Regions from separate parts of the Homo sapiens genome. Here region 2 is linked to region 1. A link is a contact called in ENCODE Hi-C or POLR2A ChIA-PET data. All regions are on one chromosome and are shown on one strand. The core of a region is the stretch at or near the end of the contact, and the rest is flanking DNA. Distances in the headings are between cores, read along the strand shown. Region 1 holds the start of CAD (carbamoyl-phosphate synthetase 2, aspartate transcarbamylase, and dihydroorotase). Region 2 overlaps SLC4A1AP (solute carrier family 4 member 1 adaptor protein).

Region 1 (4,016 bases), core at 423-2,922:
TAGACAACCAAATCTGTCAAGGGCAAAAGAACCTTTGCAATAACACTGGGGACCCAGGTATGCTGTCTTACCTCCAAACTTCTGGGAATTGTCTTTTCTCCCTTGTATTTTCCACTTTAGATCAGAAAGACAAAGTTGCTTAAGCGCCTTTCATTCAGAGTTCTGGGGCTATAACCCCTTTGAAAGAAAAGATCTTAAGATATACTCTATTATTTGTCTCACGTGTGTCCGTGTAAAGAGACCACCAAACAGGCTTTGTGTGAGCAACAAGGCTGTTTATTTCACCTGGGTGCAGGTGGGCTGAGTCCAAAAAGAGAGTCAGCAAAGGGTGGTGGGATTATCATTAGTTCTTACAGGTTTTGGGGTAGGCAGTGGAGTTAGGAGTGCTGTTTTGCGGGCAGGGGATGGATCTTACAAAGTACATTCTCAAGGGTGGGGAGAATTACAAAGAACCTTCTTAAGCGTGGGAGAGATTACAAGGAAACTTCTTAAGGGTAAGGGAGATTACAAAGTATATTGATCAGTTAGGGTGGGGCAGAAACAAATCACAATGGTGGAATGTCATCAGTTAAGGCTATTTTCATTTCTTTTGTGGATCTTCAGTTGCTTCAGACCATCTGGATGTATACGTGCAGGTCACAGGGGATATGATAGCTTAGCTTGGGCTCAGAGGCCTGACATTATTGTTACTGTTTTTATCTGTAATTTTCTTTCTTCTTCCTTTATCCTAGCAATGATTGAGAGAATCTAAGTTGAAACAGATAATTGAGAAATATGCCTAATGAAATGGATAAAGTGATGTTCTCTATTTCTCTCTGGCCTCCAGAAATGTGTCCTGAGAATGGATCTTGTGTACCTGATGGTCCAGGTCTTTTGCAGTGTGTTTGTGCTGATGGTTTCCATGGATACAAGTGTATGCGCCAGGTGAGGAATTAGGCCGTCTAACTAGGGATACAAGGAATGCATAGAGCAAGTCTTCTCAGAAAGGAGAGCCACAAGACCAGGAGCTGATACAAATTTCCTATAGGTGGAAAACTATAGAATTGCCCTAGACAAAGTGATAGGTATATTAGGAAAGAACTAGGTGTTAGGATGTGGCCCTCCGTGTAACGTTGTATGGGGGTGTTTTTTGGTCTGTTGTTCACAGGGCTCGTTCTCACTGCTTATGTTCTTCGGGATTCTGGGAGCCACCACTCTATCCGTCTCCATTCTGCTTTGGGCGACCCAGCGCCGAAAAGCCAAGACTTCATGAACTACATAGGTCTTACCATTGACCTAAGATCAATCTGAACTATCTTAGCCCAGTCAGGGAGCTCTGCTTCCTAGAAAGGCATCTTTCGCCAGTGGATTCGCCTCAAGGTTGAGGCCGCCATTGGAAGATGAAAAATTGCACTCCCTTGGTGTAGACAAATACCAGTTCCCATTGGTGTTGTTGCCTATAATAAACACTTTTTTCTTTTTTTTTCCTCTCTTTCTTTTTAAGGAAAGGCGCCCTGCCTTTACGTGTTTCTTGCTTGGGGTGGGAGGGACTGCTTTAGGGCAGCCGGTTTTTTCAGGTTTCCCCCGGTTTTGCAGTGCGGAGACCACGGGGGCCCACTCCCCGTGGCTCCGCGGACCCCGCCCCTTACGTGCCCGGCCCCGCCCCTCACGCCGCCTGTGTCCGCGCCGCCGCAGTCTCTGCTGCTGCCGCCAAGCGCGCCCGAGGCTCCTACGCTGCCGCGCCCGGCTTCTCTCCAGCGCCCCGCGCCGTTAGCCACGTGGACCGACTCCGGCGCGCCGTCCTCACGTGGTTCCAGTGGAGTTTGCAGTCCTTCCCGCTTCTCCGTACTCGCCCCCGCCTCTGAGCTCCCTTCCCATGGCGGCCCTAGTGTTGGAGGACGGGTCGGTCCTGCGGGGCCAGCCCTTTGGGGCCGCCGTGTCGACTGCCGGGGAAGTGGGTAAGCAAGCCCGGTTAGGCTGCAGACCTTATCCCACTCTGTGATGCGCCTCTCCTCCCAACCTTCCCCGTCCAGACCCCGCCATTTTCCCGCCAGCGTACCCCCTTCCCCCATTCGGTGCCCATGGGCCCCAGCGCCATAAACCCCTCGCGACCAAGGCAGCCTCCACTGGGGCGTGCTCATCGCGCGGGGAGTGTTCCGAAGGGTGCCCTACCGGAGCCCAGCCCTGCTTCTTTCTTGCAGTGTTTCAAACCGGCATGGTCGGCTACCCCGAGGCCCTCACTGATCCCTCCTACAAGGCACAGATCTTAGTGCTCACCTATCCTCTGATCGGCAACTATGGCATCCCCCCAGATGAAATGGATGAGTTCGGTCTCTGCAAGGTAGCCACACCCAGTGCTTTCTCTACATTCCTTTTCAAGTCAGTAATTGTTAACTATTAGTGAAGTAGGAGACGTTGACACCCTGCTGGGCATCCTGCAGAAAACATACCCACTGAAGTAGTAAAGTCAAGGACTAAGATCACTAGTAACTGTAGTTAGGGGTTGTTAAGTGCCTTGGGAGGCACAGAGTGTTGGAGGCCTCAGGAAAAAGCTACCGCCTTTGTTAAGGGCATCAAGGCTCCAGGTATAGCTGAAAGCATTCTGTATGTAGTGAAGGCATGGATCAAGGAAAAGTAAAAGAGGTGTAAGGGAACAGCCTTGTCCAACTTGTTAGGCATGCAGAAGTCAGGAGAAAAAAGCCTGCAGATAAGTTAAATCCGGTGGGCATGGAGGGACCTGAAGCCAAAGCAGAGTCAGCTTAGTTTGGTAAAGGATCCATTGAAGGTTTTTTTTTAGCAGCAGAGTCAGATGGGAGCAGTGCTTTTTAGGACTACATAAATTAGTGGAAAGAGACTGGAAACTAGGGTCACATACTTCTCTGTGACAGTGAGTGCCAGTTTACCTACAAAACCAGTGACATTATCTTCTAGACCTACTGACATGGCCTCGTCTGATTCTCTGCTTTTCAGTTGTGTTCTTACCTCTAGGTGAGAAAACTGAGTTTCTTCCTACAGTGAGGTTTCCCCTATTCCTTCACCTCTGAAATTTGGAAACTAAGTTGCCCTCTGACAGTTCAAGCATTAAAAAAAACCCAACATATAGTAATTAAGGTAATAGAGGAAGTCAATCTGGCCTAGAGTAGTATCTCTCAAAATTTGTTTGGCCTCACTGCAGGTGTAAGCCTTTAATTCTTAATTTGCCTTCCCAGCCACCCTGACGCTGGGGAGAGTGAGCTCCGGATAAAGGACGTACATGTTGTTCTTCCTGGAAAAGAATTTCTAGGTTCATCACAAACCTACAAATACACTGCATTCTAGTTGATAGTGAATTCTTGTGAATTTGGTTAACCTTTGTCAGTCATCACCTTTGTCAACTCTAGACACACTGACTAAATTGAGTTTATAAAACTACAAAATTGAGGCCTGATTAGGATCAGGGTGGGAAAGGCCTCTTGGAGCCACTCGCACATATAAATGGATTACTCCACCTGGCCAGGGAGGGTTCTGCCAAACTATCCTTCAGATCCCTGGACAGTCTCAGAATGCAGGTTCCTTAAACTGTTCATCACCCAGCTGAATGCAGTTTAAATATGCTGATCCCTCCCACATAAACTTTCTGTTTCTATGTAGCTATTAAACGCTTATCTATTGAGTAACAAGTTTATGGTTTTTGTTTTTTTTTTGGGGACAAGGTCTCACTTTGTCACCCAGGCTGGAGTGCAGTGGCATAATCATGGCTCACTTGCAGCCTCTGCCACCTGAGCTCAAGTAGTCCTCCCACCTCAACCCCCCAAGTAGCTGGGACTACAGGCACCTGCCGCCATGCCTGGCTACTTTTTTTGTATTTTTTGTAGAGACCGGGTATTGTCACATTGCCCAGGCTTGTATGTTATCTTTTTTTATTTAATTTTTTTTTATTTTTATTTTGCTTTGAGGTAGAGTTTCTTTCTTGTTGCTCAGGTTGGAGTGCAATGGGCAACCTTGGCTCACTGCAACCTCCGCCTCCCGGGTTCAAGCTATTCTCCCACCTCAGCCTC
Region 2 (4,016 bases), core at 1,517-4,016, 470 kb after region 1:
TGTGCTTGCCTGGTTTTTCCTCCCTTTCCTATTTTGGATACTGGTCTAGATGTGTATCTTCTTCCTCCTCTTTTCACTTATGGGTTGAACTTCCAAACTTTCTGCCTCCTACCCTAACCCCTGCAAGCAATCTTGATTGTGATTCCATCTTCTGCTTTTTCATCTCCTTTGAGCCAGTCTTAGCTTATCCTCTAGGCCAGCCTGGCTTTTTAATGTAGCTGAAAACATCTGTGTTGCTGTTGCTTCTGTCTTTCTATGCCAGAGCCTTCCTGAGGCCTGTGGGGAAGGGTGTGAAGGATAATGATTTGACAAAATGTCCTTCATGGCCAGGCAGGCAGCATTCTTCTGGTGGCCTTAGCAAGGGAATGGGTTTTATCTCTGGTAGGGAGAAAGGGGCTTGAGGCTGGACTTAAGAGTGCTACTAAGGGGATAAGACTTAGGTAAAAGAAGGCAGTAGTAGCAAGTGGGGCTTCAGGGAGGGCCAGGTAGCTAACATCTGGTATGGGTCACTGTGAGTCGAATGCCATTACTGTCCTTATATTCCAGTTTTCAGGGCTGTCCCATGGTCAATATGAAGAAAACAGAGGGCTTTCTTTTCAGTCTAGTATGCTTATTCTGGGGTTTCCTCTGTCTCCTCATGCCATATTCTCATTGTCACCTCTGCCTGCTCTGAGTATCTTGTCAACTGAATTGCTATCCCTTTTGTTTTTGCTCTGTTCTCCCCCTGCCTTTCTAATTTCTACTATCTCTTCTTTATACCCTTCCTCAGCTTTGTCCTAATGGGCTTAGCTTTTCTAACTATCTCCAGCCGTTGAGAATGTTGACAGGCTCAGCAGTTGCAGTCTCTCACTATATCTTTGTCATTACTACACTGGGTATCCTGCATACTGTACCCCCATCCCCATGCACACTTTTTTTTTTAAGTGCTCAGAGCTATTGCGCTTAAGTGGGAGCTCCAGATAAGTAAGACACTCTTCAGAGGTTGGTGGGAAGTAGGGCTTTACACCATGGATCAATCTCCTGCTGCTTATATGTTCTCCTTTGCCAGTGACCTTTGTACTGTAGTCATTTCATGGGTGTGAAGTCATGTAGCATGTGGCAAATTACTTGACTAAGGGAGCAGCCTCATCATAGCTCTGTGTCTGTGACAGTCAGCATTGTTCTTGTCCATTCAAAATCTGTTGGTCTGAATACCTCTTTCTTATTGTTATATGCTTAGATATTCATTTTGTGGTAATTTTTATTTTGCCAGAGGTTTCTTTGTCAGTATCATGGTATTTTTAGATAAAACCTTGGGACTCCCTGGAATAGATGTGTATAATTATTCTTTCTTCCTAGGACTGAAACTCAGACTACAGGTGCAGAAAACAAAGCTAAAAAGCTTACATTGCCTCTATTTGGTGCCATGAAAGGAGGAAGCAAATTCAAATTAAAAACTGGAACAGTAGGGGTAAGTTGTGAGTCAGGGTGTTAAACTTTTAGCCCTTGAGTTATCCCTGAGCTAATTTTTCTCTTTTCTTTTTTGAAACTACAAATGACTCATTCCATAGTAATGTGAGAAAGGGCTGTGGGCTTGGTATGATCACATCTTTCCCAGAACTTGGTTCTTGGATTCTTTTTTTTTTTTTTTTTTGGAGACAGAGTCTCACTCTGTCACCAGGCTGGAGTGCAGTGGCGTGATCTCGGCTGACTGCAACTTCCGCCTCCCGGGTTCAAGCAATTCTCCTGCCTCAGCCTCTCGAGTAGCTGGGACTACAGGCGTGCTCCACCATGCCCAGCTAATTTTTGTATTTTTAGTAGGATGGGACTTCACCATGTTGGCCAGGATGGTCTCCATCTCTTGACCTCGTGATCCACCTGCCTTGGCCTCCCAAAATGCTGGGTTTATAGGCATGAGCCATTGTGCCTGGCCAGTTTGTGGATTCTTTTTCTCAGCTTAGGGTTATCAAGAATTGATGAATTAATTTATGCCAATCAATTTGCAAGTAAATGGTTTGTAAATTAGAATCATAGTTTATTAATTTCTCATGAATGTTGCATTTAAGAATGGGTCTCCTGCATTAAATGCTTTTCCCCAGGTGGATAGATGTAGTGTTCAGACTCACCAACATTTAAGAACATAGTGTGTGCACTTGCCTCTGCCATATGATTTTTCTTCATTTAATCCTTCCAACACCTTTTGCTGTGTGGGAATTATTGCCTCTTACAAATGAGGAAATAGAGTCAGAGAAGTTAAATACCAGATCACACCAGCGTTATGTAACTAAGCTGGTAATCAGATCCAGGTCTGTCTCTTGAGCTTTATGATTTCCCTGCTACCCTACAATATATGTCTGTCTGTATGTTTTTGCTTTATCTATATTCCTATTCATAGATTCAGCTTTTAAAAGGTTTTCATTACCCCTAAGAGCTGAACCTTGAGTATTAGTTTGCTAGGGCCACCATAACAAAATACTAGGGATTGGGCAGCTTAAACAACAGAAATTTATTTGTTCACAGTTGCCAGCAGGGTTGGTTTCCTCTAAGGCCTCTCTGCTTACCAATGGCTGCCCTCTTGCTGGCTCTTCAGATGGCCATCCCTCTGTGCACTTGCACTCCTGGTGTCTCTTCTTCTTCTTCTAAGGACATGAGTCATACTGAGTTAGGGCCCCACCCTAATAGTGTCATTTTAATTCAGTTTAATTTAATTTACAGTCATATTCTGAGGTACTGGGGCTTGGGACTTCAAACATGAATTTGGGCAGCAGGGGGCACAATTCGTCCAAAACACCCTGAATTAGGGTATACTGCCCTCTGGTGGCAGAAATCTGAAGTCCTAGCTATGTATTCTTTTTGTTTGTTTCATTGAGAGACAGTCTCACACTGTCACCCAGGCTGCAGTGCAGTGGCCATCTCGGCTCACTGCAACCTCCTCCTCCCGGGTTCAAGCGATTCTCCTGCCTCAGCTTCCCGAGTAGCTGGGATTACAGGCACCCACCACCACGCCCAACTAATTTTTTGTATTTTTTTTTAGTAGAGACAGTTTTTCACCATGGCCAGACTGGTCTCGAACTCCTGACCTCATGATTCACCTGCCTCGGCCTCACTATGTATTCTGAATGAGTAATGGTTTACCTAACAAGTAGGCTTTTCAATCTGTTGCGGTGGGGACTTAGGTTTTAAATAGAAAACTTTTTACTAAACAGCCCTCCTTAGAGAATTTTAGAACTAAGTCCTATATTTAAAAGATAATATAGGCCGGGCGCGGTGGCTCATACCTGTTATCCCAGCACTTTGGGAGGCCGAGGTGGGTGGATTGCTTGAGCTCACTAGTCGAGACCAGCCTGGGCAACATGGTGAAACCCCGTCTCTACTAAAAATACAAAAATTAGCTGAGCACGGTGGCCTGCGCACCTATAACCCCAGCTACTCAGGAGGCTGAGGCAGGAGAATCGCTTGAACCGGGGAGGCAGAGGTTTCAGTGAGCTGAGATCGCACCACTGCACTCCAGCTTGGGCCACAGAGCAAGACTCTGTCTCAAAAAAAAAAAAAAAAAGATATAACCAAGATATGCTTTGGTTCCTTCCCTCTATTCCATAACTGTGATCAACCTTTTCTAATAAATACTTTTATTGAATGGCTTTGATTAGAATATTTAGCTTTATTCTTTGAGAAATGTCTTCCTCCTTTTCTTCAGGATCTGTTTGATGGATTTACATGCCTTGTTTCCTTGAAATTACGCTAAGTCTAAAATGAAAAAGCAGCACAAATGACTTATTTCTGATTGTCTGATTTATTCCTTAGAAGATTTTGTAATCAATTGAAATCCTTTAATATCATGAGTTATAACAGTCCAGAATTCCTGTAGCTGGCACTCATCTGAAATAACTATTTTAGTTCCTTACAAGCTATTTTCAAGTGTTTTGTATTTAGTAATCTTTGACTCTAGGAACTAATAAAGACACTTGTTTAGGGTCTATAGAGGGGTAAAATTTCATGTCAAAGTCCCACCTCCAGCAGACTTCTGTGGAGTTCAT

What was found. A loop is a pair of places that touch in the nucleus more often than their neighbours do. ChIA-PET counts read pairs that join two places held with the same protein, here RNA polymerase II (POLR2A). Pooled maps may share reads with other maps.
Region 2: a loop to region 1 is called in a map with no recorded cell type, with 6 times the contacts of the local background. The contact joins the enhancer-like site here to the promoter of CAD in region 1. A Hi-C loop is called at or near these places in 1 of 37 single-sample maps with no recorded cell type and 5 of 50 pooled maps. POLR2A ChIA-PET finds 5 or more read pairs at or near these places in 1 of 52 experiments (AG04450).

What each region holds. Positions count from the first base shown.
Region 1 is chr2:27,215,697-27,219,712 of GRCh38, forward strand. CAD (carbamoyl-phosphate synthetase 2, aspartate transcarbamylase, and dihydroorotase) reads left to right here and starts at 1,673. Exons shown (of 44, transcript NM_004341.5): 1 at 1,673-1,937; 2 at 2,181-2,320. The coding sequence starts at 1,856. ATRAID (all-trans retinoic acid induced differentiation factor) reads left to right here. Exons shown (of 7, transcript NM_001170795.4): 5 at 1-57; 6 at 827-924; 7 at 1,148-1,461. The coding sequence ends at 1,252. RefSeq lists a silencer at 1,545-1,774.
Region 2 is chr2:27,680,910-27,684,925 of GRCh38, forward strand. SLC4A1AP (solute carrier family 4 member 1 adaptor protein) reads left to right here. Exons shown (of 14, transcript NM_018158.3): 9 at 1,339-1,450. Among named protein-coding and RNA genes, the nearest start is that of SLC4A1AP, 19 kb to the left of the region's middle. RefSeq lists an enhancer at 756-1,955. Within about 2 kb of position 2,767, at least 9 of the 41 ENCODE cell types and tissues checked have a DNase peak (open chromatin) inside an H3K27ac peak, as active enhancers do.